Regions from separate parts of the Homo sapiens genome. Here region 1 is linked to region 2. Evidence: read pairs that join two places in POLR2A ChIA-PET (ENCODE). Cell type or tissue: MCF 10A. All regions are shown on one strand. Each heading gives the region's core, and the rest is flanking DNA. Links, peaks and the distances in the headings are about the cores only.

Region 1 (16,300 bases), core at 4,229-9,228, 160 kb after region 2:
GTCCCCCCACTCTCAATTCATATTTTGAAACCCTAACCCCCAAAGTGATGCTATTAGAAGGGTGGGGCCTTTGGGAGGTAATTAAGTTTAGATGAGGTCATGAGGGTGGAGTCCCTATGATGGGATCAGTATTTTTATAGGAGGAAGAGGGACCAGTACTCTCTCTACCCATCCCCATGTCCCCAAGTCCCCAGGAGGATACAGCCATCTGAAGCCAGGAAGAGGACCCTTACCAGGAGCCTAATTTGCTGGCACCTTGATCATGGACTTCCTAGCCTCCAGAACCCTGAGAAGTAAATGTTGTTTAATCTAGCAGCATGTGCTATTTTCTTTATAGCAGCACAAGCTGGCCAAGACCCTCTCCTTTTCTTCTCCAACCCAGTTGCAATTTATTAAATTGTTCATGTATGTGAAAAAAATCATTGGAGAAAAACATAATACATTTTAAACATGTCACTGCTTCTGTAGTTACATTAATTTTCTTCAAATAATTGTTTTCATTGGATTTTGCATAGGAAATATGTGATAGCTTTTCCAAATCAAAGTAGGATATTATGTACTATTTTATATCCATCCCCTAGCTCCTGACCAGTAAAATGTTCTTGCCTTTCAAGGGTGGGTGTGTGTTAAGCTGTTGTTAGTTTGTGCTGATTTTTTTTTCTTTTTAATTTTATTTTTTTCACTCAAATTATGACATAAGACATCAATTTCTGTGTTTTGAAGTGAACTGAAAATATGGGTCATGACTGGAGGAATAGCTAGATTTCTGAGCTGAAGGGAAAGGACCAGGTTCTCTGTCCCTACCACTTGCCATAGTGCCTTACACATTTGGTGCTCAGTAAAGGCATATTGTTAAACGATTATATATGCCATTTTACAATCTCAGTTCTTTTCCTAAAATTTTCATATGATTGACTTCTCCAGGAATGCATTTCTATAATTTCTATACAGGAATAGGTATTTGTTTCTCCTTCACTCTGTCCTTAATTTTCATTTTGGAACCTGTTGGTGTCTCTCCCTTGGTGTTCTGGCTGTAGGTGGGCACCTAACTGACTTCATGTTAATTTGATCACTGGCTTTCCTTCGTTTTGTTACAGCTAAATGGCTCTATGACAGCCTAGAGTTGAATTTTGGTACTTGCAGAGAATTGAAATGAAGGAAAAATCATATTAGCCAGTCGGAATATTCAGTTACATTAACATGACTTGCTAAAATCCTTGCAGTTCCACTAAAATGTAATCACCTTAGGACCCAATTCTCAATATTTCACCTTTAGTGATTATCAAGGAGGTTTTAAACACAGTGGCTCATTTGTTGAATGTAGCACTTGGTGAAAAGAAGAAAAGCATTGCCAAGAAGAGATCTAATCTTGCTGGATAATTTCCAAGGAGGGTTACAGAAGACGTCACCTCAGCCTTTTCTGGGAAACATCCACTGTGCTCTGAAGAGCTGTGGGGGTTGAACAGCTCTTTGCTAATGGCAGGCAGCAAAAAGCCCAGAGCAGAGCACAAGCGTGGTGGCATCACTCTTCAGTAAGCTATAGTCACATAGTGACTGCACATTGTAAAAGTGCTGCTTAACCCTTTTTTGCTTCTCAGTGCATTGATAAGAAAATGATCCAAAAGATGGAAGAAAGCACAGTTTTTTTGTTTTTATAATATGGTAAACTTTTATTATTTTTCATTTTCAAAAACATCTGGAATCTGACAGTCTAAAACTAAGTTTTTAGCCAGGCATGGTGGCTCATGCCTGTAATCCCAGCACTTTGGGAGGCTGAGGCGAGAGGATTGCTTGAGCCCAGGAGTTCAAGACCAGCCTGGGCAACACAGCGAGACTCCTTCTCTACATTTTTTTTTTTAATTAGCTGGGAGTGGTGGCACATGCCTGTAGTCCCAAGCTACTCAGGAGGCTGAGGTGGGAGGATTGCAAGAGCCCGGGAGGTTGAGGCTGCAGTGAGCCATCATTGTGCCACTGCACTCTAGCCTGGGAGACAGAGTGATGTCATATCTTAGAAATGAAATAAAACTAAGTTTTCTATGTACCATGTATTAAAAGGAAAATGGCAAGGAAACTAATTGCAGGAACTTATATAAAGCAGTAGAGTCATAATAAATTTATAAACTTTTATCCCAATTATCTGTGCCTGCTCATCTACAGTATTGTAAAGTGAGATTTGGCATTTATAATTCTGACTCTGAGATACCTCAGGATCACAAAATGCCTCTGAATCATCAAAGATTACATTTTAATCAGGAGGATTTTATTTGGTATCTTTCATGATTTTCTTACTGTTTGACAGCGGGCCTCTTTGTGAGATGTATGATTCCTCGAAGTTAATTAGATCATTGGGTTGATCAAAACAGTATCCCCATCACCTGAGTAGTCTGAATAAGAAAATGTTTACTGGGAAGCTTCATCAGACCACTGTGAAAATGAGTATTTGAAACACCTGCATTTAGGTAAAGTCTTAAACTTTTGTGAATGGAGTCATAGTTCAGACTATTCCTTGCCAACATAAACCTTCCTTTACAGTTACAGGTGCCAAAAAAGTCACCACCACATGTGATTGGGTTGGGGAAGTTGATTGAATTTTTAAAAAATCAAATGCTCAGCCTAGTTTGTTTTTCTCATGGTCGTAGATTTTTTTAAAAAATTGAACTTTTTGAGAGAATTGTAGATTCATATGCAGTTGTAAGAAATAATACAGAGATCCCAAGTACTCTCTACCCTGTTTCCCCCAGTGGTAACATTGTACAGGACTGCAGCACAATATCACAACCAGCATACTGACATTAGTACGGTCCAGATACACAACATTGCTATCAGCACATGTGGCCTTCATAACCACATCCTCTTCCATCCTGCCTTCACACCCTTTGTAACCCCAGGCAATTTGTTAATCTCTTTTCTATCTTTATAGTTCTGTCATTTCAAAAGTGTTTTATAAATGGATGGCCCTTTTCACTTAGCTTAATTCTTTAGAGATTCATTCAGGTTGTTGAATGTATCAGGTTTGTTCTTTATTGCTGAGTAACGTTCCGTGGTGTGGATATACCATGGTTTGTTTTAACAATTCACCTGTTGGAGAGTATCTTGTTTGTTTCTAGTTTCTAGCTAGAATAAAGCTGCTGTGAACATTCGTGTACAGGTTTTTATATGAACATAAAGTTTTCATTTCTCTAAAATAAATGCCCAATAGCTTCATTTGAATTATGGCATGATATTTAATTATATTCCTATACTATAATTTCTGTAGCAGAAGGTTACTTCTAGGTTACGGAAGGTTTCATCTAGAAGGTTACTTCTAGATGGATACTTGAAGGCTAACCACCTTTCAGTTTTTGTTACAAATATCACTGATGACAATCATAAGTCAATCTTAGTGCACATCTGCTTGTATTTCCTTAGTGTAGATTGCTAGCAGTAGGCTTGAGTGTATAAAATATTAAACCTTTTTTTAAAGTACCTCTCCTTTTCTTAAAGTTATTTTTAATTTTTAAGTATATCTAATTGCAGAGCATTGTCATTACCTTAGAAAGAAACATCATAAACAGTATCGGTCACTTCCCATTCCTTCGTTTCCCCAGCCCCTGGCAACCACTGATGGATCTGCCTATTCTGGACATTTCATATGAATTGAATCATCTGTGGCCTTTTGTGTCTGGCATCTTCCACTTTGCATAATGTTTTCCAGATTCATTCATGATATAGCAAATGTCAGTACTGTCTTCCTTTTAATGGCCAAATAACATTCCATTGTATGAATGTACAACATTTTGTTTATTAATTAATCAGTTGATCGACTTTTGGGTTGTTTTTACTTTTTGACTGTTATAAATAATGTTACTATGAATATTTGTGTACAGGTTTTAGAGTGAATGTGTGTTTTCATTTCTTTGGGTATATACCTAGGAGTGGAATTGCTGGGTCATATGGTAATTCTGTGTTTCACTTTTTGAAGACTTGCCAAACTATTTTCCACAGCAGATGTACCATTTGACAGTCCCGCCAACAGCAAGCGCCTGAGTATTTCACTTTCTCCATCTACTTGGCCAGTATTTGTTATTTTCTGTTTTTATGATTATAGCTACCCCAGTGGTTATTACATGGGTCTTTTTTTAAAAAGAGCTGTTTTGGCAACACTGCCTTGCTTACCTACCAGGTAGGACAGCCACAGGAGCGCTGTTTATGTTGAAGTTTCCAGTGGTGTCAGTTGGCTGTCTCTAGGCTTTTGTGGAAGAGAAAATTGTGTAACTGCCTACCTCTCCTGCCAGAGCACCAGACTTGATGTGAAGTTCTGTGAAGAGCCCACCCAGTCACCTGTCAGCTCATTTAGCCACACTGGAGAGTCTGTTGAGGTACAGAGGGGAGTTACCAGTGTCGTTTGTGGACTCAGTTGCTATTTTGGAACAGAAATTTGCAGAATCCTTTAAGCTGAAAAATTTCCATGCTAGTATGTATCATATGAATAGCAATTATTTACCCTTTCACAGAAAAAACCAACGGTCTTTTCTGTGTGTATTGTGAGATAAAGTCTGGAGGGGTTTGTGGTTTTCTTTTTAGTAGGTAACAGTTCGAAATTTGTTGCAGATCATAAGCTGCCAAATAATAGCTTTAAGATGTACTTTTAAAAATCAACTGTGTGATTGGCTGGGTGCAGTGGCTCACTCCCGTAATCCTAGCACTTTGGGAGGCCAAGGCAGGCAGATTGCTTGAGCCCTGGAGTTGAAAACCAGACCAGCCTGGGAACAGAGCGAGACCCTGTCTCCAAATTAACAACATCAACAAAAAAATCAACTTGTGATAATTGTAAAGAGCACAAGTTTTGGACCAACTACAAATTTAAGTAACTTAACTTTGTGAGCTACTTAACAGTAAGTAATGTGATTAAGTCTTCCCAGTGTGCCCGAAAATTTTTTGATTTTAGCACTGAAAGCCTTACATCCCGGAAAATCCCCCAAGAAAAACAGAACAGTTGCCTACCCTAAGCCATATAAACCTAGAGTTAACTACTTAAGATCTCTGAACTTTAGTTTCCTCGTCTAGAAAATAGGGATATTTCCTTAGTGAGTCTTTGAAAAGCCAGCTACGTAGTAGGCTCTTAGTAAATGTTAGATCCCTTGTCTCAGGCTAGTAACAAAAGTGTTGTATTGTTTTCCTAACCAAATTCTATACTTTAGATAATAAGCCTTTTCACTTCTCTTCCCAGTTCCAGTTAAATCGAGGGGGAGGGTTTATATTTTATTAGGCCGTGCTTGTAATTGGTGCCTTAATTATGTGTGGTAACCAAAAGGAAGGCTAGCAAGGGGAAGTAGAGTTGTCTTGTAAGAACCTCTTCTTCCAGCCCCACTGACCTTGTTAATTTCTAAGGCTTTTATCTATTGTTAACAAATTACCCCCAAATTTGCCACCTTAAAATGCAGAAACATTTACTGTCACACACGTTTTCTGAGGGTCAGAAGTCCCAGCAAGGCCTACCTGGGTGGTTTTGTCTCAGGGTCTTTCATGAGGCTGCATTCATCTGAAGCTGAGCAGGCCAGAAGATCTGCTTCTGAGCTCATTCAGGTGGCTGTTGGCAGGTGGCCTATTTCCTGCCACATTGTCCTCTCCCTAGGACTGTTTGCAGCATAGCAGCTGGCTTCCCCCAGAGCTAGTGGTCCTAGAAACACAGACAGAAACATGCCAGCTGACCAAGATAGAAGCCACAACATCTGTTATCACCTAATCCCAGAAGCGACATACCATCCCTTTTGCTTTATTCTGTTGGTCACACACACAACCCTGGTTCATCGGGAAAGGGCACTACATAAGGGTGTGAGTATCAGGTGTACCAGGATCTTTGGGGGCATCTTAGACTCTGCCTCCCATAGATACCGTATTTACTTGAAGAAAGCTTGAGGTCCTGTAGTCTAGGTAATGAAACGAATATAATAGGAAGCAGCTCAGTTTAGGATTGATGATAATAGAGCCAGAGCCCACGTTTCTCAACCAGTGTTCAGGTTCTTCCTATCACCCATCTTGCCTCCTTCCAAGGAATGTATGGAATTGTCCTTGGCCAAACATTTGATTTGGCAGCAGCAGCAGCAGCAGCCTGTCAGCAGTGTTCCATACTGCCCCAGTTCAATATGATGAAACAGGGAGTTACTAAATTCCTTTCTGTGTCCCAAGAACAGCTACTAGGGATTACAAGGAGCAAGACAGATACGTTCCTTGTTCTCACAGAGCTTTATAGACTTGGCCACTGTTGACTCCTGGTAGTAATGGTGTTATGGATCTCCTCTACTGATAGTAATATTTCTGCAACAGCATCCCCCAAAAAAGAGCTTACCGGTAAAAAATCCATCAGGTGCAGGATGGATTAATGTATGCTTGTTATGTGTGATGTGTACCATGTCACACAGTGTTTGAAAAATATGAGAACTGATCTCTATCTTGATACGAGGTTTTATTTCAGCTTGAGAGATGTTTGAAAAAATATGATTGCCTCCCCGCCCCCCGCCCCACCTGCGCATCCCCTCCCCCCAGCTGGTGGAATTAGAGGAAACAGGGAATTGCTGCAGAATTTGTTGGAATAAAAAATAACTTGTCCTTGAGACCATCATCCTAGTCTAGGCTCTGTCTCTGTAATACAGTGTATGGATACCGTCTGGGTGATAAAAATTAAAGGGTGGCAGGGGATTTTAGTAAGAGTCCAAAACTTAATTGATATATATAGCAGTGGTTCCCAAAGCAGGCTGTTTCCCAGAATTACCTAACGATCTTTTCAAAAAGATATTTCCTAGCATCTATTGAATTAGAATTTCTAGGATTGGATCCCAAAAACCTGATTTTAAAGCTGTTAGGTGATTTTAAGATGCAACCAGATTTGAGAGCCCATTGATATGAAACTCTAGAAAGTCATTCATTCATTGATCCACTCATTATTCATTCATTCACTCTTAGTTTCAATGAGCAATCAATAATTGGTCAGGCACAGATCCAGACACTCTAGCGATAAAATGGGAACACCAGAGGTTCTGCCGTTGAAGAGCTTAGAGCCTAATAGGATGTGGACAGATAAACAGATAATTACAGTATAACTGATAATCACAGCACTTAAAAAATAAGCCTGTAATTTTATCACTGATTGAGATACAGTAGAAGTGATGATGAAGAGTATGAAAATGAGGTCAGGGAGGATTGCTGCCCCTTTACTTCCCATCTAGGTCTTAATTACAGAGATCTTAAAGAACTCTGTTACCAAACATCTTCTTCCAAACAACTTTTTTTTTTAACTTGATAATGTTATTTTAAAACTACATAGTTCTGTATCTTTTTCTCGTAAAACTATATGAATTCAGGCAATACTAACACATGTCACCATCTTTTATGTAAATACATGAAGATGTCCTCTTGAGAGACTGCATGGGGTATTTTAAGAATGATAGGCAATAGAGTTGGAGATGTGGTTCAAATTCTGGCTCCACCCAACCTCTGTGACTTTGGCAACTCAGCCCCCTTTTCAGTTATGGTAAATGAATAAGTTTATTGGCCATCTATCATATGCTAGTTGCCAGGAGTACAAAAAAAAAGGCTTATCAGATGCAGATTTATTTCTGCTCTGTACTAAGGTTGGGATAGACACTGGCCTGCTCTTCTACTCACAGAGAAGTCAGTGACCAGCATCTCCTTGACATTTCAGAGGAATTTATCTAGAGTCTTTTATAAATCCCCAGATTCACAAGTATCATTTGTGAGTCCATGCCAAATAGAAAATAACAGAGCTGTGAGGTATGGATGTGAGCATGTTTCACTGCCATGGACCTTGCAGGGAACTCCAGTTTATGCCTTAGCAAAACTCTTCCATAAACATTGAATATGAAACTGATCATTGTCAAAGGTCTCTGTAATGATGATAATAATAGAAACATTTTTACGGTACTTGCTGTGCCACACACTATTCTAAGCATTTCACATATCTTAACTCATTTAATCACATGAGGAAGTTAATGTAATTACCCTCATTTTACAGTCTAATAAACTAAGGCACAGAATGTTAAGTAACTTGCCCAAGGTTACACAGCTAGTAAGTGGTGAAGCAGGGATTTGAACCCAGGCTCTCTGGCTCCAAAGTGTATGTTCCTAACCACTACCACCCAAAAGTGGTTGAGCCACAGATGTCTTTGCACACTGCTTACTAATTTGTACTGTGGCAGAGGTCATGTCTGTCTCTGTCACTTTCCTGTTCCTCACAAGCAATACTGCTTGACACAAAGTAGACACTCATTAAATAGTTTTTAACTCAGTGAGTCAACTGCCTTTCAAATGGCTGGTAGCCTGAAAAGCAGTCATTCTGAGAATCATTGGACACACAGAAATAAAACCAGTCAGGAGGATGACTAACTCCTGCACCTGATGGATTTTTTTTTACCTTGCTTCACTGCAGCCTTGTGGGCATTAATTAGTTACTGTCAGCAAAGTTCTATGTGAAAGTGGAGTTCTAAGTCCAACTGCAGCAATCTGGCCTTCACCCACCAGCAAGGAGCATTCTGTGTGTGAATTATCGTTGTCTTTTTCCAAATAACAGTGTGCTTCACTCAATTAAAAGTTATCACCACTTCTTCTTCTAGTTTCAAAAGAAAATTAAGTTGGCAGCTTTAAGATGATAAAACTCTACAAGAGTAATTTTCTACAGTGGTGAACCCTTTTCTGAATGCTCGTTTGTTGTGTGGATTGTTGTAAATGGTCCTTGTCTTGACTCTGCTGAGAACTGGGGGAAGAACTTTGAACTTGACTGTACATTTCTTCTTTAGCTGTGAATAAGAATTCCCCTAGAATAAAGTTCTAAAATCATGTTACCCTCCCGCTACCAACTGCTGAAAAAATGTTCTATATCTGAGTTTTTAAGATCAAGTGTATTTGTGTGTTGCCTTTCAAGACTAGAATACATCTTTGTCTCCCAGTGGGGAAGAAATTTCCTTGAATGTTTAAGAGGTGTGTGTGTTTGCCCCTCTCCCCTCTCTCTCTCCCCTCTCCCTCTCCCCTCTCTCTCTCCCCTCTCCCTCTCCCCTCTCCCCTCTCCCCTCTCCCCTCTCCCTCTCCCCTCTCCCCTCTCCCCTCTCCCCTCTCCCCTCTCCCCTCTCCCCTCTCCCTCTCCCCTCTCCCCTCTCCCTCTCCCCTCTCCCCTCTCCCCTCTCCCCTTTCTCCTCCCCTTTCCACGGTCTCCCTCTCATGCCGAGCCAAAGCTGGACTGTGCTGCTGCCATCTCGGCTCACTGCAACCTCCCTGCCTGATTCTCCTGCCTCCGCCTGCCGAGTGCCTGCAATTGCAGGCGCGCGCCGCCACGCCTGACTGGTTTTCTTATTTTTTTGGTGGAGACGGGGTTTCGCTGTGTTGGCCGGGCTGGTCTCCAGCTCCTAACCGCGAGTGATCCGCCAGCCTCGGCATCCCGAGGTGCCGGGATTGCAGACGGAGTCTCGTTAACTCAGTGCTCAATGGTGCCCAGGCTGGAGTGCAGTGGCGTGATCTCGGCTCGCTACAACCTCCACCTCCCAGCCGCCTGCCTTGGCCCCACAAAGTGCGGAGATTGCAGCCTCTGCCCGGCCGCCACCCCGTCTGGGAAGTGAGGAGCGTCTCTGCCTGGCCGCCCATCATCTGGGATGTGAGGAGACCCTCTGCCTGGCTGCCCAGTCTGGAAAGTGAGGAGCGTCTCTGCCCGGCCGCCATCCTACCTGGGAAGTGAGGAGCGCCTCTTCCCGGCCGCCATCCCATCTAGGAAGTGAGGAGCGTCTCTGCCCGGCCGCCCATCGTCTGAGATGTGGGGAGCGCCTCGGCCCAGCCGCGACCCCGTCTGGGAGGTGAGGAGCGTCTCTGCCCGGCCGCCCCGTCTGAGAAGTGAGGAGACCCTCCGCCTGGCAACTGCCCCGTCTGAGAAGTGAGGAGCCCCTCCGCCCGGCTGCCACCCCGTCTGGGAAGTGAGGAGCGTCTCCGCCCGGCAGCCACCCCGCCCGGGAGGGAGGTGGGGGGGGGTCAGCCCCCGCCAGGCCAGCCGCCCCGTCCGGGAGGGAGGTGGGGGGGTCAGCCCCCTGCCCGGCCAGCCGCCCTGTCCGGGAGGTGAGGGGCGCCTCTGCCCGGCCGCCCCTACTGGGAAGTGAGGAGCCCCTCTGCCCAGCCAGCCGCCCCGTCCGGGAGGGAGGTGGGGGGTCAGCCCCGCGCCCAGCCAGCCGCCCCGTCCGGGAGGGAGGTGGGGGGGTCAGCCCCCTGCCCGGCGAGCCGCCCCGTCTGGGAGGGAGGTGGGGGGGTCAGCCCCCTGCCCAGCGAGCCGCCCCGTCCGGGAGGGAGGTGGGGGGGGTCAGCCCCCCGCCCGGCCAGCCGCCCCGTCCGGGAGGTGAGGGGCGCCTCTGCCTGGCCGCCCCTACTGGGAAGTGAGGAGCCCCTCTGCCCGGCCACCACCCCGTCTGGGAGGTGTACCCAACAGCTCATTGAGAACGGGCCATGATGACAATGGTGGTTTTGTGGAATAGAAAAGGGGGAAAGGTGGGGAAAAGATTGAGAAATCGGTTGGTTGCTGTGCTGTGTAGAAAGAAGTAGACATGGGAGATTTTTCATTTTGTTCTGTACTAAGAAAAATTCTTCTGCGTTGGGATCCTGTTGATCTGTGACCTTACCCCCAACCCTGTGCTCTCTGAAACATGTGCTGTGTCCACTCAGGGTTAAATGGATTAAGGGCGGTGCAAGATGTGCTTTGTTAAACAGATGCTTGAAGGCAGCATGCTCGTTGAGAGTCATCACCACTCCCCAGTCTCAAGTACCCAGGGACACAAACACTCTGCCTAGGAAAACCAGAGACCTTTGTTCACTTGTTTGCCTGCTGACCTTCCCTCCGCTGTTGTCCTATGACCCTGCCAAATCCCCCTCTGCGAGAAACACCCAAGAATGATCAATAAAATAAAATAAAATAAAATAAAATAAAAGAGGTGTGTGTGTTTGTGTGTGTACATGCATTTTTTGTTTCTGTTTTTGTTTTTTATGGGCTCACACTTTACAAAGTGTCTTTACTGATCATGTAGTAGAAGAGAAGAGAGCACCTCTGTTAGAGTTCCAGATAACTAGCACTGAGAAAGTTTTCCCCGAGGAAATGCCATCTGTAACTAGGATTTAGTCCGTGTTTTAGGATGCTGCCATTGTGGAGTCAGGTGTGCCATTTTCTTTTCTTTTTATTTTGTAATAACAGGTGTATCTCCTCATTTATAGTATCACCAATAGATAATTATTATACTCATAGGACAGATTGGAGTACTTGCCGTTAAAGAGTTTGGACTCTAAGGAGTTGCAGAGTTTGTTCCCATAATACCTGAACACAGAAGTATCTAGCTCATGTAAAAGTTGAAGTTGCTGTATACTAAATGAGTTGTCTAGACAGCAACAAGAGGGGCAGTGGAGTGGAAGTAGGCTTTGTAACACCTAATCTGGGCCTTGGAGAAAGGGTTGGAAATGAAGGCAAGAGGACAGGGAGGAAGGACCACAGATAACAGCCACTGGTGTGACTCTCCACTTGTTAGAAGGATGTTAGAAGGTGTTAGAAGGATGTCCTTCTCCAGCGATGGTTAAAAAGTGCTTTTTAATTAACTAGTAGCAGCCAAGGAGCAGGAAGTGGAGGCTTCTGTGTTGACCCTAAACGTATTTTTGTACAACAATTTGATTGTTGCAACATTTAAAAATTTCCCCTCCAATTATCCATTATACCGGAATGAGGTTGTTCTGCCTTCTTCAGCCGTGGAGCTAACCTGTGGCAGTGCTTTGTAGAATCTATCAGTGCCCCAGTTTTGCAGTTACTCATCTAAAACCCCAAATAGAGCTGTGTTTTTTGCCTTCGTGTATGATATATGGCAGGAAAAATGACTTTATCAGAGAATTACAAGAGTTTGTTACTTCCTTAGAATGGAGGTTAGAAAGTATAGGAATTCTGCAGGGGGAAGAAAGAGAATAAGCATAGATTCAGAGTGTTAGGATGACAGTACACAATCAGATGTACCACTGTTGGTGCGGTAGATATTTTTGAGCCAAGATTTAATCCAGAGTTATCATTTATTTAAATGCCAACACTTTAACATGAATTCTGTCGTCAAGTTACTTTCATTTCTAAAGCTTGTTAGTACTTGGATCTTCTTTCCTTTATGGTCTTCACGACATTTTGAATTTTAACATTCCTCAGCAAGGTGTGGTTTTATTTGGGAACTGATTTTCCCAACCTAGAAAAATCTTTTTAAATTCTAGAATCAGGGTTGTGACTACCAAATTAAAGCACCATTTAATTTTTCATTCTGTGTAACTGGCAGCCAACTTGAAGAATGTTCCCATGCCTGCCTAACGTTAACGAGTTGACTGATAAAAGTGATGGATGGGAATGAGAGAAGAGAAAATGCAAGGAAATCTCAGTCTGATTCCTTGCAGCACATGGGTTTGTAAACTCAGCTGACTCATTTTTAGGTGAACAATAACCGTTAAAAAAAAAGTAAAGCAGGATATGATGAAGTTAAGCTAGACAATAGCTAAACGTTTTTAAATCAAAAGGAATGTGACTTGACTGATACCACAGGAAAGGGAGCTTTCAAAGCAAGCTGACTGCTGCCTTAGAAGCCAGACAAACCAAGACTTGGCCCTAAAAATATCTTTACTGTTTTAGAGTCAGCAAACAGCCTGGTTGTGGGTTTAGGAAATAAACTTTTCTTTAATATAATTCTTATACCAACTCTTTACTATAATGTATATTTTTAAAAATCTTGATACCTTTTAAAACAGATTTGCCTTAAGATCCCAGTACTTTTCCTTTGCTGGGCAGCTTTGTCACTCTCTCCTACCCCAGGTAGAAATGGCCAAGATGCTTAATATTTGCACTCTCCTTGAGACGTACTTCATCTTGAGAATTGTGACTGTGCCTTCTCCTCATTAACCCCAACCACCTCCTTCCGTTGTTGCCACCTACCCCCATCCCCTCATGTTCTGTTGTCCTTGGGAGCCAAGTGGAAAGGAGGTGGAGGGGGACTGATTTGCTGTAAAGCTTATTGTAGTGTCTTTTTTCAAACATGCTTCTAGCAACTAGTTTGATTATTAGTTCAAAGTGAGCACTGATGTTGACTTAACCTCCCACACGTGATTCACCTGGGCATATACTTGCCCCTGGAGGGAGTTGAACAGTGGACAGATGGATTTTCCACATGAGCAGGACTCTCTTTAGGGCTTTGGGTTTTGTTCTTTGTTCTGCTCGTGTTAGTATTTCCAGGTTTTTGTATTCCAGGCTATGGTAGTTCCAGTCTTTCTCTCGAATTCAGGCCCAAGGATCCTAAAATTCTACAACACTTAGTATAGTACATGGGGAGGGAACTAGCCAGGAGCGCAGAACTGATCCATGGTGGTGGGGGTGAGTCAGACGAAGGTGTGCTGAACTCCCTCACACTCTCTTGCTCCTTTCAGCTGTATCTTTAAATATAGGGTAGTTTATAAAGAGAATGGTCAGCTCCAGTCAGTTTTTTGTAGTGAGATACTTAAAATGAGACACAATTATAATATAGTTGCATGGTTACCAAAAACACTCCAGAATCTTATAATGGGAAGCGGCTTTTTAAATTAGGAGTGTCTTTTGGAAAATGTGCGTTAAAAAGGAATTCTTTAAAATTGGTTCTAATTTACCTGCCCGTAATCCATTTTTACTGTCATTATTTTCTGTGTGTGGCTCTTGAACTAGTGAATAGCTTTGGAAGACTGTTTTCATTGGGACTTTTTTTCACTGGGCCCTGTTACTACTCCCTGTTGTAACCTGTAATTCTGGGAAGCCCCCTAGGTTGAGTGCAGGTCAGAGACTCCTGGTTAAAGAGGATGGGAATCGATGCTTTGGCTTGGTGTCAGCGTGGTCTTTTTCCTGGGAAGTGCTGGCCACTCCCAGCCCTGTCCATTTTCCTGTCAGTGTGTGGGGAACCAGCCAGATCAAAGAATAGCTTATTCTTTTGCTGCATGTAGGACTAAAGCTCCTTTTCCATGGAGCCTAGTGCCTGGGCTTGGTCCCTGCTAGTACAATTGTACAGAGCAGCTGTGTTCCCACTTGACCCAGCTCACCCAGGCTGCCTGTAGTGTGATTCGGGTTATTGAGAAGTTATGTCATTGGCCCACCGTAGCTCAGAAGATAGGAAACCGCACCAGTGAGGCCAACCACAGACCTGGCAGTGTGATTGGGCATCTTGTGCAAAGTAGGTCATGCCGTTCCCATAAATCCAGATTACTAGGCAAAGTGTCAAGACTTTTGCATAGCCCTGTGCCTCCCATTCCTTTAGTACAAAAGAGTATAGCTCAGCCCACAGACCACTCAGCAAGTGCCCAATTTACTTAACAGGGCAGGCCAGCCTAGCCTGGTGATGAAGAATTCATTTGCTGAGACCTTTGTACTGTTCATGTGGCATAGCAGATGAGGCTCAGCAAGGAAGATGGGAATGAAAAGGGCACGTTGCTGGCAGGAGGGCTGCAGGAAGGAGGGTTAGGAGATGGTAGCAGTGTGAGCAGATAAGGATTGGCACCCTCTTCTGTTCCTAGCCCGTTGGCCACAAGCTCTCTGAAAGGTCTCAAGAAAGCTCTCATGACTGACCTCTGTCTACTGCTGAGCAAGGCCTGGGCACCAGACGGAGTGGAGGACAGAAGGCCTCCCATTGTGCTGCCCACTCCTGTCATGGCTTCTGGTCCTTGTGCATGCCAGCCTAGCCCTGACCCCAGGGCCATTGTGCTCATTTGTGCCTCTAAATGGAACACCCACCCTTTCCCTTGGTAGATGTGTGGCTTGCTGTCACCATTCAGGCTCTGCTCTGTTGCCACCTTCTCAGGCTGCCTTCTCTATGTTTTCCAAAATAAATTCCCACTCCATGATTCCAGCCCCTTTATTCTGCTTTATTTTTTTTGCTAACAGTTATTTTGCATATCGTATTGTACGTGTGTTTCTGTCTGTAATTAATATATGTTTATGGTCTTTCTCACCAGCCTGCAATCCCAGGGCCTTCAGGTCTCCGTGCCTAGCATGTGGTAGGCACTCGGTGTGTGGTATGAATGAAAAATGAGTACATGGTATTGAGGGACACTAGTTATGGGGCTGCCTTGACAAACATGAGGTTGTATTGAGTAAATGATGAAGCTTTTGGTGAAGGTGTCTCTTAGTAACCTGTGCAGAAACAAACAGCCTTGCCTGAGAAGATTACAGTATATATCCAATTGTGGGTGTGGTAGGGGAGAGTTTGGGGGAAATACTGAACATGCCAGAGTCCAGCCCAAAATCAAGCTTGGGATCCACAGCTCAGGACTCTCCTGATTAGGGCCTGTTGTCCAGGGCCTACCTCTACCTGCCCCTTCTCCCTTTTCACTGTAGTCATTTCAGAAACAATAAGCAGGAACAATAATTTGAAAATTATTATCATTTCCCCACATGTATCTGTTCTTTTAGAGAATGTTTTGTTGGCTCTTTCAATATATTCCTAAGTTTGATTGTGAAAAGTTCTGCAAACCTAGGAGAAAAATTCTCAAGCCGAGAAGAAATGCAGTCTAAGAACAGATGTACCGTTTCTGACAAAAATCGTTTCTTGCGTGTGCTTTTGTAGAGAACACATTTCATTTTATAAAGATGAAAGAGTGCTCCTGTGCCTGCCAGCTTCCACAGGGCCTCTTCAAGATGGTTTAGACTCAGATTATTTGGGACAGATGGCTTGTAACAGGATTCTTCAATATCTCCAAATACTAAATTCCACAGTCTCTTTTGGTAGCCTGCTGCTGGTTCAGTACTCTTGGACTGAAATTTTACCTTATGTTTAATCAAGCTGCTTTTCTGTTGCCGTGATGTTAGCCTAGATTCTCAAATTGGACTATGTCCTAGGCATTTGTCCTTATAGTAATAGGTCATTTATCGCAATTACTGGGCTTCATATTTTTCCGGGGCCACTACTGTTACCCTCTCCATTCCTGCCCCACCAATCTGTATTTTCACTTTGAAACATTTCTTCACTCTTGTTTCCAGCTTCTTTATTTCCTCATTACATAGAAACTGACCCTGACTACAGCCCTCTGAAAGATCTAATTAAAAAGTGAAATGATTGATTCCCTTATTTTTGTTAGACATATTCCTCCTGTTTGATCTCAGAATACTTTTGTTTGAATTTTGTTACAGCATGGTTTTGAACATATATTCAGCTTATATTCATATCATCATTCTACTGTCTGCTCATTTGCAAACTGGATTTTGTTTTTGCTTTACTATATCTGGATCCTTTTCCCCATTATGAATGTCTCATTT
Region 2 (16,300 bases), core at 5,067-10,066:
CTTAATCATCTGCTGATTGTAGAGCCCTTGGGCCTTTGAGCAAACATAGGCGGTAGCCAGACAGTGGTTACTGCGGACCTTCCGCAAGACCCATTGCTGTGCTAGTTCTAAGTCTAACACAGAGCAGTGCCAGTGATGGTGGCCTCAGAGGTGTTTGTGTCAGGCCTCCCCCCAGAACAGGCAGCTTTGCAGAGAATGAGAGAGAGAGAGAGAGATGCTGTTCGTTGGGGAGAAAGTAAAGGAAGAGAACAAAAATTTATCTGCCTCATAATCCAGGGGATTCTTATGGATCTTATCCAAGACCACCTAGGTGGTGCCTCTGTGAGTCTACAAGAGACACACCGTTGCTGAGCTTGGGGGGCCCACAAATGCAGATACTGGTGCAATGATCAAAAACTTAGATAACAACACCAAGTCCCTTCAAATACCTGAAACTCTTTCCTAAAAAGGACAAGTACAAACAAGCCCAGACTGTGAAGACTATGGTAAATACCTAACTCTTCAATGACCAGACACTGATGAATATCAACAAGCATCAAGACCATCCAGAAAAACATAATTTCACCAAACAAACAAAATAAGGCACCAGGGACCAATCATAGAGAGATAGGGATATGTGACCTTTCAGATAGAGAACTCAAAATAGCTGTTTTGAAGAAACTCACTGAAACTCAAGATAACACAGAGAAGGGATTTAGAATCCTATCGCGTAAATGTAACAAAAGGAGTGAAATATTTAAAAAAGAAACAAGCAAAAATTCTAGAGTTGAAAAGTGCGATTGACATACCAAAGAATGAATCAGGGTGATAACAGCAGAATTGATCAAGCAGAAGAAAGAATTAGTGAGCTTGAAGATAGGCTATTTGAAAATACACAGTCAGAGGAGACAAAAGAAAATGAATAAAAAAGAATGAAGCACATCTACATGATCTAGAAAATAATCTGAAAAGGGCAAATCTAACCGTGATTGGCCTTAAAGAAGAAGTAGAGAGAGAGATAGGGGTAGAAAGTTTATTCAAAGGGAATAATAACAGAGAACTTCCCAAACCTAGAGAAAGATATCCCTATTCAGGTACAAGAATGTTATAGAATAGCAAGCAGAATTAAAACAAATTAGACTGCCTCAAGACATTTAATAGTCAATCTCCCAAAGGTTGAGGATAAAGAAAGGATCTGCAAGCAACAAGAGAAAAGAAACAAATAACCTACAATAAAGCTCTAATATATCTGACAGCAGACTTCTCAGCAGAAACCTTACAGGCCAGGAGAGAGTAGCGTGATGTATTTCAAGTGCTGAAGAAAAAGAAATTTTATCCTGGACTAGTATATCCAGTGACAGTATCCTTCAAACACGAAGGAGAAAGAAAGACTTTCTTAGACAAACAAAAGCTGAGGGATTTCATTAACTCCAGACCTGTCCTACAAAAAATGCTAAAGAGAGTTATTCAATTTGAAAGAATATAAAATTAATGAGCAACAAGAAATCATTTGAAGGTACAAAACTCACTGGTAATAGTAAGCACACAGAAAAACACAGAATATTGTAACACTGTAGCTGTGGTGTGTAAACTCCTCAGATCTTGAGTAGAAAGACTAAAAGATGAACCAATAAAAAATAGTGACTACAACAACTATTTGAGACACAGAGAGTATAATAAGACATAAATCAACAGAAAGTTAAAAAGCGGGGGGATGCAGTTAAAATGTAGAGCATTCGTTAGTTTTCTCTTTGCTCGTTTGTTTCTCTGCTTGTTTCTCTTTGCTTGTGTATTAGTTTTCTTTGCTTGCTTGTTATTTTGTTTACACAATCAGTGCTAAGTTGTTACCGGTTTAAAATAATGGATTATATTATTTGCAAGTCTCACGGTAACCTCAAATCAAAAATCATACAACAGATACACAAAAAATAAATAGCAAGAAATTAAAACATACCAACAGAGAAGGTCACCTTGACTGGAAAGGAAGACAGGAAGGAAGGAAAGAAGGAAGAGAAGACCACAAAACAACCGGAAAACAAATAGCAAAATGGCAAGAGCAAGTCCTTACTGATCAATAATACCATTTAATGTAAATGGACTAAACTCTCCAATCACAGAGTGGCTGAATGGATTTAAAACAAACAAACAACAACAACAACAAAAACAAGAGCCAATGATCTGTGGCCTACAAGAAACACACTTTACCTATAAAGACACACAGAAACTGAAAATTGAGGAATGGAAACAGATATTTCATTCAGATGGAAACCAACAAAAGAGCAGAAATAGCTATACCTATATCAGATAAAATAGAATTCAAGACAAAACTATAAAAAGAGGCAAAGAATGTCATTATATAATGATAAAGGGCTCAAGTCAGCAAGAGGATATAAACATATGAACAGGATATATTTATATGTAAATATAATATAAATATATATCTATATTATAATTATAAATATGAAGATATGATATACACTTATAAATATGAAATGTCCCCTTATCATTGTATTGGGGTCTATGTTTATATCCTCTTGCTGACTTGAACCTTTTAACGTTATATAATGAGCTGCAAATATATGTTGTAAATATGTGTGCACCCACACTGGAGCACCCAGATATACAAAGCAAATATTAAAGCTAAAGAGAGACATAGACCCCAATACAATGATACCAGGACACTTCAACACCCTACTTTCAGCATTGGACACATCATCCAGACAGAAAATTGACAAAGAAACATTGGACTTAACCTGCGCTACAGACCAAATGAACCTAATAGATATTTACAGAACATTTTATGCAATAGCTGCAGAATATGCATTCTTCTCTTCAGCCCATGGATCATTCTCAAGAATAGACCTTATGATAGGCCACAAAAGAAGTCTTTAAAGATTCAAAAAAATGAAATTATATCAAATATCATCTCTGACCACAGTGAAATAAAACTAGAAATCAATAACAAGAGAAATTTGGAAACTACAAAAAAAAACCATGAAAATTAAACAATGTGCTCCTGAATGATCAGTGAGTCAATGAAGAAATGAAGAAGGAAATTTAAAAATTTCTTGAAACAAATGAACATGGAAACACAACCTAACAGAACCTATGGGATACAGTGAAAGCAGTACTAAGAGGAAAGTGTACAGCTATAAGCATCTATATCAAAAAAAGTAGAAGAACTTCACATAAACAAACTAACAATGCATCTTAAAGAACTATGAAAGCCAGAGTAAACCAAACCCAAAATCAGTAGAAGAAAAGAAATAATAAAGATCAGAGCAGAAATAAATGAAATTTAAACAAAGAAAACAATACAAAAATCAATGAAATGAAAAGTTGGGTTTTTGAAAAGATAAACAAAATAGACAAAGCTTTAGCCATACTAAGAAAGAAAGAGAGAATACCCAAATAAATAATACTGAAGATGAAAAAGGATACATTATAACTGATACTGTAGAACTTCAAAAGATTATCAGAGGCTATTAGGAACAACTATAAGCCAGTACATTGGAAAATCTAGAAGAAATGGATAAATTCCTAGACATAAAAAACCTACCAAGATTGAACAATGAAGAAATCCAAAACCTGCACAGACCAATAAAAAGTAATGAGATCAAAACTGAAACAAGAAAAATCTCCAGTAAAGAAAAGCCCAGGACCTGATGGCTTCACTGCTGAGTTGTACCAAATATTTAAAGAACAACTAATGTCAATCCTACTGAAACTACTCCAAAAAATAGGAGAGAAGGGAAAACTTCCTAACTCATTCTATGAGGCCAGTATTACCCTGATACTAAAACCAAAGACACACAAAAAATCAAACTAAAGTCCAATTTCCCTGATGAACATTAATGCAAAAATCCTCAACCAAATACTAGCAAACCAAATTCAACAACAGATTAAAAACATCATTTATCATGGCCAAGTGGGATTTATCCCAGAGATGCAAGGATGGCTCAACATGCACAAATCAATCAATGTGATACATCATACCAATAGAATGAAGGACAAAAACCACATGATCATTTCAACTGATACTAAAAAAGCATTTGATAAAATTCAACATCCCTTCATGATTAAAAAAAAAATCACTAAAAAACTGGGTGTTCATGGAACATACCACAACACAGTAAAAGCTATATATGACAGACCCACAATTATTATCATACTAAACACAAAAAAACTGAATGCCTTTCCTCTGAGATCTGGAACAAGATAAGGATGCTTACTTTCACCACTGTTATTCAACATAGTACTGGAAGTCCTAGCTAAAGCAATCAAACAAAAGAATGAAATAAAAGGTCATCCAAATTGGAAAGGAAGAAGTCAAATTATCCTTGTTTGCAGACGATATGATCTTATATTTCAAAAAAACTAAAGATTCCATAAAAAGTATATTAGAATTGGTAAACAAATTCAGTGAAGTTGCAGGATACAAAATCAACATGCATAAATCAGTAGATTTTTTTTTTTGAAAAGGAGTCTCACTCTGTCACCCAGGCTGGAGTGCAGTGGTGTGATCTCAGCTTACTGCAACCTCCACCTCATGGGTTCAAGCTATTCTCATGTGCCAGCCTCCTGAGTAGTTAGGATTACAGGTGTGCACAACCACGCCTGGCTAATTTTTGTATTTTTTGTAGAGACAGGGTTTTGCCATGTTAGCCAGGCTGATCTCGAACGCTTGGTCTCAAATGACCCTCCCACCTTGGCCTCCCAAAGTTCTGGGATTACAGGGTGAGCCACTGAGCCCAGCCAATCAGTAGTATTTCTACATGTCAACAGCAAACATTCTGAAAGGGAAATCACGAAAATAATCTTATTTACAGTAGCTACAAATAATATAAAATAGGTAGGAATAAACTTAACCAAAGAACTAAAAGATCTCTACAATGGAAACTATAAAACATTGATTCAAGAAATTGAAGAGGACATAAAAAACTGGAAAAATCAACGTTAAAATGTCCATCCTAGCCAATGCAATCTACAGATTCAATGCAATCCCTATCAAAATACCAATGATATTCTTCACAGAAATAGAAAAAAAATCCTAAAATTGACATGGAACCCCAAAAGACCCAGAATAGCCAAAGCTATCCTGAGCAAAAAGAACAAAGCTAGAGGACTCACATTACCTGACTTCAAATTATAGTACAGAGATATAGTAACCAAAACGCATGGTACTGGCATAAAAACAGACCAACAGACCAATGAAACAGAGTGGAGAACCCAGAAACAAATCCATACACCTAGAGTAAACTCATTTTTGACAAAAGTCACAGGAACACAGTTTGCTCAAAGGACAGTCTCTTCAATAAATGCTGCTAGGAAAACTGGATATCCATATGCAGAAGAATGAAACTAGATCCCTATCTCTTACTACATACAAAAATCAAATCAAAATGAATTAATGACTTAAACCTAAGACCTCAAACTATGAAACTACTACAAGAAAACATTGGGGAAACTCTCCAGGACATTAATCTGGGCAAAGATTTCTTGAGTAATACCCCACAAGCACAGGCAATCAAAGCAAAAATGGACCATTGGGATCACATCAAGTTTAAAACCTTCTGCACAGCAAAGGAAACAATCAACAAAGTGAAGAGACAACCCACAGAATGGGTGAAAATATTTGCAAACTATCCATCTGACCAGGGATTAATAACCAGTCTTATAATGAACTCAAACAACTCAATAGGGAAAAAAAATCTAATAATCCAATTTAAAAATGGGAAAAAGATCTGAATAGACATTTTTCAAAAGAAGACATACAAATGGCAAACAGGCATATGAAAAGGTGCTCAACATCATTGGTCATCAGAGCAATGCAAATGAAAACTACAATGAGATATTAGCTCACCCCAGTAAGAATGACTTTTATTCAAAAGACAGACAATAATGAATGCTGGAGAACACGTGGAAAAAAGGCCACCTTCATGCACTGTTGGTGGAAATGTAAGTTAGTACAACCACTATGGAGAAGAGTTTGGAGGTTCCTCAAAAAAAAATCTAAAAATAGAGCTACCAGATAATCCAGTAACTCCATGGCTAGATATATACTCAAAAGAAAGAAAATCACTATGTCCAAGAGATATCTGCACTCCCATGTTTGTTGCAGCACTATTCACAATAGCTAAGACTTGAAACAACCTAAGTGTCCATCAACAGATGAATGGATAAAGAAAATGTGGTACTTGTACACAATGGAGTACTTATCAGCCATAAAAAAGAATGAGATCCAGTCATTTGCAACAACATGGGTGGAACTGGAAGACATTATGTTAAGAATAAACCAAGCACAGAAAGACAAACTTCACATGTTCTTGCTTATTTGTGGGAACTAAAAATTAAAACAATTGAACTCACAGAGATAGAGTAGAAGGCTGGTTACCAGAGGCTGGGAATGGAGGGGCAGTGGTGGAAATAGGGATGGTTAATGGGTACAAAAATATAGTTAGATCGAATGAGTAAGATCTAGTATGTGATAGCACAACAGGATGACTACAGTCAACAGTAATTTATTGCACATTTAAAAATAACTAAAAGAGTATAATTGGATTGTTTATAATGCAAAGAAAGGATAAATGCGTGGGGTAATGGATACCTCATACACCCTGATGTGGTCATTACACATTATATACCTGTATCAAAATATTCTGTGTACCACATAAATATATACACCTACTATGTACCCACAAAAATTAAAAATTAAAAATAAGTTTTTAAAACATTAAACATAAGCTTTTTTTAAAAAAAATGATTGACATCTCCTGAATTCCCCAAATAATCTAGCCAGCTACCAGACCCTTCTATTGCTCTAGATCAGGGGTGTCCAATCTTTTGGCTTCCCTGGGCCACACTGGAAGCATTGTCTTAGGCCATACATAAAATATAACACTAATGATAGCTGATGAGCTAAAAAAAAATATTTTGCAAAAAAAATTTCATAATGTTTTAAGAAAGTTTATGAATTTGTTGGGCTACATTCAAAGCTGTCCTGGGCTGCATGCAGCCTGCAGGCTGGGGGTTGGACAAGCTTGCTGTAGAATGTTCTGTGGTGACTCATTATTAAGGTACACCAGGGGAGGGGAAGGATTTTTCCCAACGTCTTTTGATTCTGTTCTTACTCTTTAAAATATTTGAAATATGAAACAACAGAAATATGTTTACTGCTATAACCATGGCACCTTGAACAATGCCCAGCCTATAGGAGGCACTCAATAAATTTTGGTCAAAGAATGAAGGAACACATAATTCTCACAGTGTAAGGCAAGCACTATCCAATCACACCCCTTTCTCATCACTCCAGAAACTTCTTTCAGTCAGACCAATCTTCCAAAATCACTTTCTTTCTCTGTAGATAAAGAGAACAGAGGCAGTGTTCCAGTCGCCTCTCTCAGGAGTAAGGCAGATCTCTTCCTGTCTCATGCCACACCTCAGCCCTTTAGAAACAAGGTCCCTGAAGCAGAAACTTTCAAACGTTCTATATGAAGGCCCCTTCCAACATGCTGTGTTATGGCGTAACACATCCAGCCTCATCAGCTAACACCCTTGCTGGGACCAAAGCAAAGTCCTGGGCTGCAAGTGGATGTGGGAGTTAGTAAACAGCAGCCTCAACTGTTGCACAATTTTGCCAAGGGCCATATTAGTTCAGAACATAGAATTCCCTGTTCCATGCTTAGGAGGTCACTCTGAGATGCCTGGCCTGTTTTGTTTCACGGTGTGCTGATGGGTAAGCAGTGATCAGATACTTAACAGAGATAAGATTGAATTGGGCCTGCAGGAACAGGCCCTTCTCAGAGAGAAGGGAGCATTTGTCAGAGACTCTGTCCCATGTGTCCCAGCCTTGCTCACGGCAAGGAGCTTCACGCTTTGTGGCGATTTCACTCTTTTGTCCCTACTTCCTTGTGCAAACTGCCCATTTGTTCATGAGCCTCCTTCTCTTCCTTCAACCTTCCCAATCCAGGAGCACAGGCGTCCACTTTTGCGTGTAATTGATCCCATCTTCAGGAGCAGTAGCTTCCTGAGCCTTCTGCTTCTGAGCCCAGGAAAGAGAATATAATGGCTGCAGAAGAAAGCATGGGTCTGGACTAACTCTTCTCTCTGTCAATGATAGTGTGTCTCTGAACTGACCTCTCCTCCCACAACCTGCTGGCACACTGGGCTCACCTCCCACCCAGGAGAACCCAGCGGGGCTGGTCTGATGGTGAGTTGTGCATTGGGCACATTTTAGCCTGGCCTCGAACTACGCACAGGCTCACCACCTCTTAGCCTTGATTCCACTGATATCAACTCTCAGAAACTCAACGGAAGACGCAAAGCCAGCCACTCCTTCGTACCATAGCACATGCTGTTTCCTCAGCCTAGAATTTTTCTTCCTCCTTATCTGGGGGATGACTCTTCTCATTTTTCAAAACTGAGATAAGTATCTCTTAAAGTCCAGAATCTTTACTTTCACTTGCAAATGTCACAGTGTCCTGGCCAGAGCTACCCCTCTGACCTAATTTCCCAATACCCTCTCATCTCACTGCTCAGGTCACACTGGGCTCCTTGCCATCCCTTGAGCTTCCAAGCACACCCTGCCCATGGCCTTTCCCCTTGTGATTTCCTCATCCTGGAGTGCTCTTCTCCCCACTCTTCACGTGACTCACCCCTCTTTTCATTCCTTTTCCTACATAAATGCCACCATCTCAGGAAGCCTTCACTGATCCCTGATTAAAATAGTGTGAGCCCACTCCTACACACGCACTGTCTCTCTACACCCCCACCTCCTCTATCTTCTTTCATTGCGCACACCATGATCTGATTTTATGTTAGATATTTATATGTAATGTTCACTCTCTGCCTCCCCAGTGGGATGTAAGTCCTGTGGCTGCAGGAGATTTTGTGTTCATCACAACATCGTAAGCCCCTGGAACAATTCCTGGCAGACAGCACTCCCTAGTAAATAGCGGCTGAGTAAATGTTGCTTCAACTTGATTTCTAACTTGGTATTCTATTGCCTCTAGGCAGTTCTGTGAATAAACAGAAAACTCTAGGTAAGGTTCATGTAGATTTGACTCAAATGATATGTGCATGTCTATATGTGTGAGTGTGCATGCGTGTGTGTGTATGTATAAATGTGTATATATGCACATGTGCATGTATTTGTATGTGTGTATACAGAGTTGTCCCTCAGTATTCATTGGGGATTGGCTCCAGGATCATCTGCAGATACCAAAATCCACAGATGTTCAAGTCCCTGGTATAAAATGGTGTAGTATTTGCATATAAGCTTTGCACATCCTCCTATATACTTTAATTCATCTCTAGATTACTTATAATGCCTAATGCAATGTACCATGTCATTTCTACCATGCTATTTATATTATTTTGTGTTTTCCTTCTGTATTAAGCCAAGTTAACAAATATTTAGCAGGAAGATATTTCTAGGAAGCTTAGTTTAACTAAATGAGGTTTTCCAACTCACTCATCATATTTTGTCCTAAATTTCATATTGGTGTTTTGTCTCTTCTGGAACTGTAAGCTTTCTGGAGACACTGACAGGTCTGATTCACTTTATTGTGCACCACAGTAATTAGATAAAGAGACGAAGCAACATCTCATTGTGTCTTAAATACTTCAGGCCTGGCGTGGTGGCTCGCGCCTATAATTCTAGCACTTTGGGAGGCCAAAGTGGGAGGACCATTTGAGGTTGGGAGTTCAATAACAGCCTGCCAACATGGTGAAACCCTATCTCTACTAAAAATACAAAAATTAGCCGGGCGTGGTGGTGCGTGCCTATAGTTCCAGCTACTCAGGAGGCTGAGGCAGGAGAATCGCTTGAACCCAGGAGGCAGAGGATGCAGTGAGCTGAGATCACACCACTGCACTCCAGCCTGGGCAACAGAGTGAGAGTTGGTCTCAAAAAACGAAAACAAAAACAAAAAAAAACAAAAAACAACAAATGCTTCTGCTGATATCCCTCTGCTATCCATGATGAAGTCTCGTAGCTCTCACCATGCTGCTTCTATGCTCATTGTCTCCATTCTCTAGCCTTCGTGAAGAAGTGTGGCTCTTCTCTGAGATTAGACCCTTTACCTGAGCGCCTGCCTTAGGCCTTTTCCCACCAACCAGTCTTTTCAAGGACTCTTCCTTTCAAGACCCCTCCCCTCTGTAATCCCAGACCCTGAAACCCCTTTGCTTCACCCTACTCCTTTCTCTTTCTCCCTTTTTATTTTTTTATTTTTATTTTTATTGTTTTTGAGACAGAGTCTCACTCTGTCACCCAGGCTGGAGTGCAATGGCGCGATCTCGGCTCACTGCAACCTTTGCCTCCTGGGTTCAAGCGATCCTCCCACCTCAGCCTCCAGAATAGCTGGGACTATAGGCATGTGCCACCACACTTGGCTAATTTTTTTGTGTGTGTTTTTAGTAGAGATGGGGTTTCACTATGTTGGCCAGGCTGGTCTCGAACTCCTGACCTCGTGATCTGCCTGCCTTGGCCTCCCAAAGTGCTGGGATTACAGGTGTGAGCCACTATGTCTGGCCTACTTTCTCTCTCTTTTATGCCATTTTCTTATTTCCTTTTACTGCTTTTTGAAAGAATGTACTATATACTTATTTAGTCATTTAACTAATGGCAGAGTCGGTTACATGGGCATGTGGCCAGGTGCAGGGCTCTGTGATCAGAAGGAGGCCCAGGTTTGGGATTTAATAATCTGCTGTTGCTGTCTTAGAGTTCCTAATAATTTCGTTTTTGTTTATTTCTTTGTTTGTTTGTTTTACCAGAGACAAGTTCTGGCTATGCTGCCCAGGCTGGTCTCAAACTCCTGAGCTCAAGTGATCTGCTGGCCTCAGCCTCCCAAAGTTCTGGGATTACAGGCATAAGCCACCGACCTGGACAATAATTTCACTTTGAAATGACTTGGGAGTCATGATGCAGGGAGAGCTGAAGTCATGAGAATGCAGGTCTGTGAGGAGAAATCTAGAGACAAACAGGAGAACCAAGCAATCAATCTGGGAACTTTTTCAATCAATGGAGGAGATAGGAACCAGCAAAGAAGCTCTGAGCTGGCCTTCGAGTAAAGAAGGACAGTTGAAGTGTTAAAGATTAGTGGAAACAAAGATTCCAAAAAGCAGGGATGGGGACCGTGTTAAATGCTGTGGAAGCTCCAGAAAGATGCTGGGAAGAGAGGTTTGGATACAGATGGGAGGTTCTTGATGAGACTGTTTGCATTTACGCCTGTTGTCCCAGGATAATTATTAGTAGCATCTTTTTTTCACCCTCAGAAGCATCCCCATTTGGCCACCCTAGATATTGGTAAACTTTGAAAGACAGTGTCAGTTGAGCGGTTGGAAGTAAAAGCCAGACTTCCCCGAGTTAAGGAGAAAGATGAAAAAGTGGAGGCAGGGCCCTGTCCTTCTTCACAGCTCAGGGGTCCCCAATGGAATCGTTTGAGAGTGAATAGAACAGAGGAATAGGACAATGACTAGCTTTATGAAGAGGCGTCTGCTCTTCCATTTACTTGTTTTTGTTTCAATGAAGGTAAAGATAAAAATAGAGAGGTTATCTGCCCTTATACTAAGAAGAATAAGCGCAGTATGTTCTCCTGCTACGTGCTGTGTTCTTTGTTGGAATGAATGTGTGAAGTTCCAACATGAAGTCTGCAGGAGCTTTGGCTGCTCTTCTCCAGCTGCAAGACAGTTCGGAGAGCAGGCGGCAGGCAGCAGCCCCACCCTAGTGAGAGTTTAAAGCACTTTCCCCTTTCTATTGTTTGACAGGGAGGGGTGGAGTTCAGAGCAATCAAAAGGACGCTGCAATGGTTTTGCATTGTAATTTTATTACTTAATATATTATAAAATTTAGTTAATTCTAATTAGTTTGTGTGTGTGTGTGTGTGTGTGTTCATCTCCTTATTTTCTGGAGTGTGAAATGGTAAGAGCATTTTTAAAGCCAGGGCTTATTTACTAAAATGAACCCTTTTTTCCTTTCTCTGAGATGCATGAAACCAACAGAGAAAATGTATTTGAAGAGGGGGTTTTTAGGGTTGAGTAAATTAGAAGAGGATGTCATTTTAAGGAAGAGAAAACATGTTAGTGAGAGGAAGCTGCTTCATTTGTTTAAAATGTACACACAGATGGGAAAGTTATACAAATGATTATTCAAATAAAAGATAAAAAGGACATTAGAAGCTTGATATATCACTTATGCGAATCCAGTGCTTTTCTGTAGAAAAATTACCTCCCTGATCCTTTTCTTCTGTGGGATCTAGTGGTCTGGCTCATAAGATGTGAGGGAGAAGCAAGTGTAGGACAGGCTTTGGAACCACCTGCTTTCAGCCATAAGGGGCTTCCTTAAGGGGCACAGCAACTACATGTCTCTAATGAGTGACAATCCCATGGTGGAAGAAGTGAATACTAGTAATGAAAGTTGTGGCAGTTCTCTCAGGAGAGTGTCAAAAAATTGCATTCACTTTCATAGTCTACCCCCCCAGCATACTTCAAATGAATATAGTGTATTTCCCCATCTTTGCCTTTTGCAACATATTTCCCAATTAGGGTTACCAAATTTAGCAAAGAAAAATGCAGGGTATCCAGTTAGAGTTTTAGAAAAACAAGAGAAAGGTTTTTTTTTTCATTTTTCAACTTTTAATTTTTGTGGGTTCATAGTAGGTGTATATATTTATGGAATGTATAAGATATTTTGATATAGGCATACAATGCATAATAATCATATCAGGGCAAGTAGAGTATCCATCACCCTATGCATTTATCCTTTCTTTGTGTTACAAACAATCTAATAATATTCTTCTAGTGATTTTTAAATGTGCAATAAATTATTGTTGACTGTAGTCATCCTATATGTCTGTTTATATGCCTGTACCATGCTGCTTTGGTTACTATATCTCTGTAGTGTAATTTGAAGTCAGGTAATGTGATTCCTCCAGTTTCATTCTTTTTGCTCAGGATAGCTTTGGCTATTTGGGGTCTTTTGTGGTTCTATATCAATTTTAGGATTTTTTTTTCTATTCCTGTGAAGAATGTCATTAGTATTTTGATAGAGGTTATACTGAATGTGTAGGTTGCTTTGGGTAGTATGGACATTTTATTTTTATTTTTATTTTATTTAAACAGAGTCTTGCTCTGTCACCCAGGCTGGAGTGCAGTGGAGCAGCAATCTCAGCTCACTGCAACCCCCGCCTTCGGGATTCAAGAAATTCTCATGGCTTAGTCTCCTGAGTAGCTGGAGACTATAGGCATGTGCCACCATGCCTGGCTAATTTTGTACTTTTTTATAGTAGAGACAGAGTTTTCGCATGTTGGCCAGGCTGGCCTCAAACTCTTGGCCTCAAGCGATCCTCCTACCTAGGCCTCCCAAAATGCTGGTATTACAGGCATGAGCCACCATGCCCAGCCCTTGCATGGACATTTTAACAATACTGATTCTTCCAAGCCATGAACACCAAATATCTTTTCATTTTTTGTGTCTTCTTCAGTTTCTTGCATCAGTGTTTTATAGTTTTCATTGCAGAGATCTTTGACTTCTTTTGTTAAGTTTATCCCTAGGTATTTTATATTATTTGTAGCTACTATAAATAAGATTACTTTCTTGATTTCTTTTTCAGATTGTTTACTGTTGGCATATAGACATGCTACTGATTTATGTATGTTGATTTTGTATCCTCCAACCTTACTGAATTTGTTTATCAGTTCTAACAGTTTTTGCGTGGAGTTTTTAGGTTTTCCCAAATATGAGATCCTATCACCTGCAAAGAAGGATAATTTGCCTTTTTCCTTTCCAATTTGGATACCTTTATTTCTTTCTCTAGTCTGATTACTCCAGCTAGGACTTCCAGTACTATGTTGAATAACGGTGGTGAAAATGAGCATCCTTGTCATATTTCAGGTCTTAAAGGAAAGGCTGTAAGTTTTTCCCCGTTCAGCATGATATTAGCTGTGGGTCTGTCATATATGGCTCTTACTGTGTTGTAGTATGTTCCTTGAATACCTAGTTTTCTGAGGGTTTTTATTATGAAAGGATGTTGAATTTTATCAAATGTTTTTTCAGCATCAATTGAAATGATCATTTTTGTCCTTCATTCTAATGATAGGATATATATCACATTGATTAATTTGCATATGTTGAAACATCCTTGTATTTCTGGAATAAATCCCACTTGGTCATGATGAATTATCTTTTTAATGTATATTTGAATTTGGTTTGCTAGTATTTGGTTGAGGGTTTTTGCATTAATGTTCATTAGGGATATTGACCTATAGGTTGCTTTTTTTTTTCAGTGTGTTTGTCTGGTTTTGGTATCAGGGAAATATTAACATTGTAAAATGAATTTGAAAGTACTGCAATCTCTCATCTGAATTTTGGTTCTTATGAAGGTGCTTTTTATGTGGATATGTGTTCAATTTGGTATTCCTGTGGGGAGGACAATTGGTGGCAGCTCCTATCCAACCATCTTGCTCTACCTTCCTTCAATAACTTCTGACTTGCCAATCCACTGGGGGCTCAGAGTAAGAGAAATAGGTAAGTTTGTAACTGGTATCCCAAAAGGTGAATAGACTTTGAAATAGGAAGAGGACTGTTTAAGCCAGTAATCAATAAGTTTCAGCTTTTCCTGGTTGTGTTAGTTTCCTGGATCTGCTGTAATGAAATATAATATAATAAGCTGGGTAGCCTAAAGCAACAGAAATTTATTCTCTCACAGTTCCAGCAGTTAGAAGTCCAAAATCAAGGTGTTAGCAGGGCCATGCTCCTGCTGAATGCTCTATGGAAAAATTCTTCCTTGCTCCTTCTAGTTTCTGGTGGTTGCTGGCAATCCTTGGCATTCCTTGACTTGTGGCAGTGTAAGAAGGGTTGATAAATGGGCAGACAGGCTTCTCAGGAAAGGTGTGTTTCACCAAGTTGTGCACTTTCAAAGGAGAAGTGAGTAAACAGAGCTCTATGCAGAGGAAATCACAATAGCAAAAGCACAGTGTGGGGCCAGAGAGAGAGGTAGAGTGGAATGGGGTAGATATCTGTTCCTGGGTCAGAAAATTGTCAAGGTACATGGTGGGGATGATGGGAGGTACATTTAAAGGCTTAGGTTAACGCTACATTAGGGTAGGCCTTAAGGGGAAGCTGAAAATCTTTTCTCCTCTATATGACCAACTTCAGGTGCCCAGCCAATGCTTGCTTCTGTGCCTTTGTGCCTTGGCTTGGTTTCCTTCTCTTAGACAAATAGGGAGCCAGGCTGGGATGGAGGAGGCATCCAGGAGGCCTGATGCCTTTGTCTCTTTGCCCACGGTCTCTACAGAAGGATGACCTAACCGATGCTAGAAAGGAAGAGAAGTAGGTAGAGCCAGAGAGGAAATGAAAGAACCATTTAAGGAGCCCCTTGTAATGCACTTCTTGTTCATGCATTATCTCATTTCATCCTCACATTAACTTTAGAAGGTAGGTATTGTATTGTTCCCATGTTCCAGCTGATGACACTGGGGTTCACTCAGGTCACATGGATAGGTAGAGTCAGGATGTGAATCCACATCTAACTCAAAGTGGGGAAAAATGATGAGACAAAGAGTAAGATTTCTGAAAGAGACTAAGTACGAGGGTGGTAGGAAAGGCAATGATTCAGGTGCATGAAATCCTGGAGAACAGTTTTGTTCCTAACCAGCTTTAGTGCTATGTGAAGGCAATGTATGAAAGGCCTGTTAAGGCTAACCTGATAGAAATACTGTGCAATAGACTTACGTTTTACTTAAGGCAGTAAACCTAAACAGATCTCTTATCTCCCCTTACCTGCCCCACTTTGCTCTTTTTCTCTTGTGCACTAAAGATGAATGAATAATAATAGCTCTTCAAAGTATGCTGGGTGGAACCTTTTCTATTTCCCATGAAAATTAATTCTTTATTGAGTTTCTGCTCATATGTTTGAGAGAGAAATCTTCACTCCCCCCACCAAACACACACACACACATACTGCTCGCTACTGTTGATTAAGCAATAGCTATGTGCCAGGCAAATTTTCACATATTCCATTACTAGTTCAGGTGCAAATGTAGGCTATGACACTCTTAGGTACTGTGAGGATGAAATGCTGAGTTCATTGTCCAATAGAAAGGACTGTAAAATTATGCCTGTTTTCACCACAGACCTTTGGCCTCAGAGACTTAATTGCAGTGTTCAAGTCATCCCAGTTCCTCCTCATATAATTGAGAGATATTAAAAGCCTAACCTGTTTTTTGTCAGTTTTGATTACAGTTATTCAAAAGAGTGGCAGAAAGCAGCTCATCTTATATTGATTATAAGGCCCATTTCCACCCTTAACACAACTATTGAAAT

Evidence for each region. Peaks named below come from ENCODE experiments on the same cell type or tissue, not always from the same donor. Only the 100,000 strongest peaks of a DNase experiment are listed, where the experiment ranks them.
Region 1: POLR2A ChIA-PET joins it to region 2 with 15 read pairs; 3 of 35 experiments call an interaction of 5 or more read pairs at or near these places.

Annotation. Positions count from the first base shown.
Region 1 is chr6:53,299,089-53,315,388 of GRCh38, reverse strand. The region is part of intron 1 of ELOVL5 (ELOVL fatty acid elongase 5); the gene reads left to right. Among named protein-coding and RNA genes, the nearest start is that of MIR5685, 30 kb to the right of the region's middle. RefSeq lists a silencer at 2,644-2,938 and enhancers at 5,269-5,318, 5,409-5,518, 10,495-11,018, 14,007-14,056. In MCF 10A, for the core only: no CTCF peak of the experiment used is centred there; DNase peaks (open chromatin) are centred at 6,128 and 8,348.
Region 2 is chr6:53,457,292-53,473,591 of GRCh38, reverse strand. The region is part of intron 2 of GCLC-AS1 (GCLC antisense RNA 1); the gene reads right to left. Among named protein-coding and RNA genes, the nearest start is that of GCLC-AS1, 34 kb to the right of the region's middle. In MCF 10A, for the core only: no CTCF peak of the experiment used is centred there; DNase peaks (open chromatin) are centred at 7,041, 7,581 and 8,551.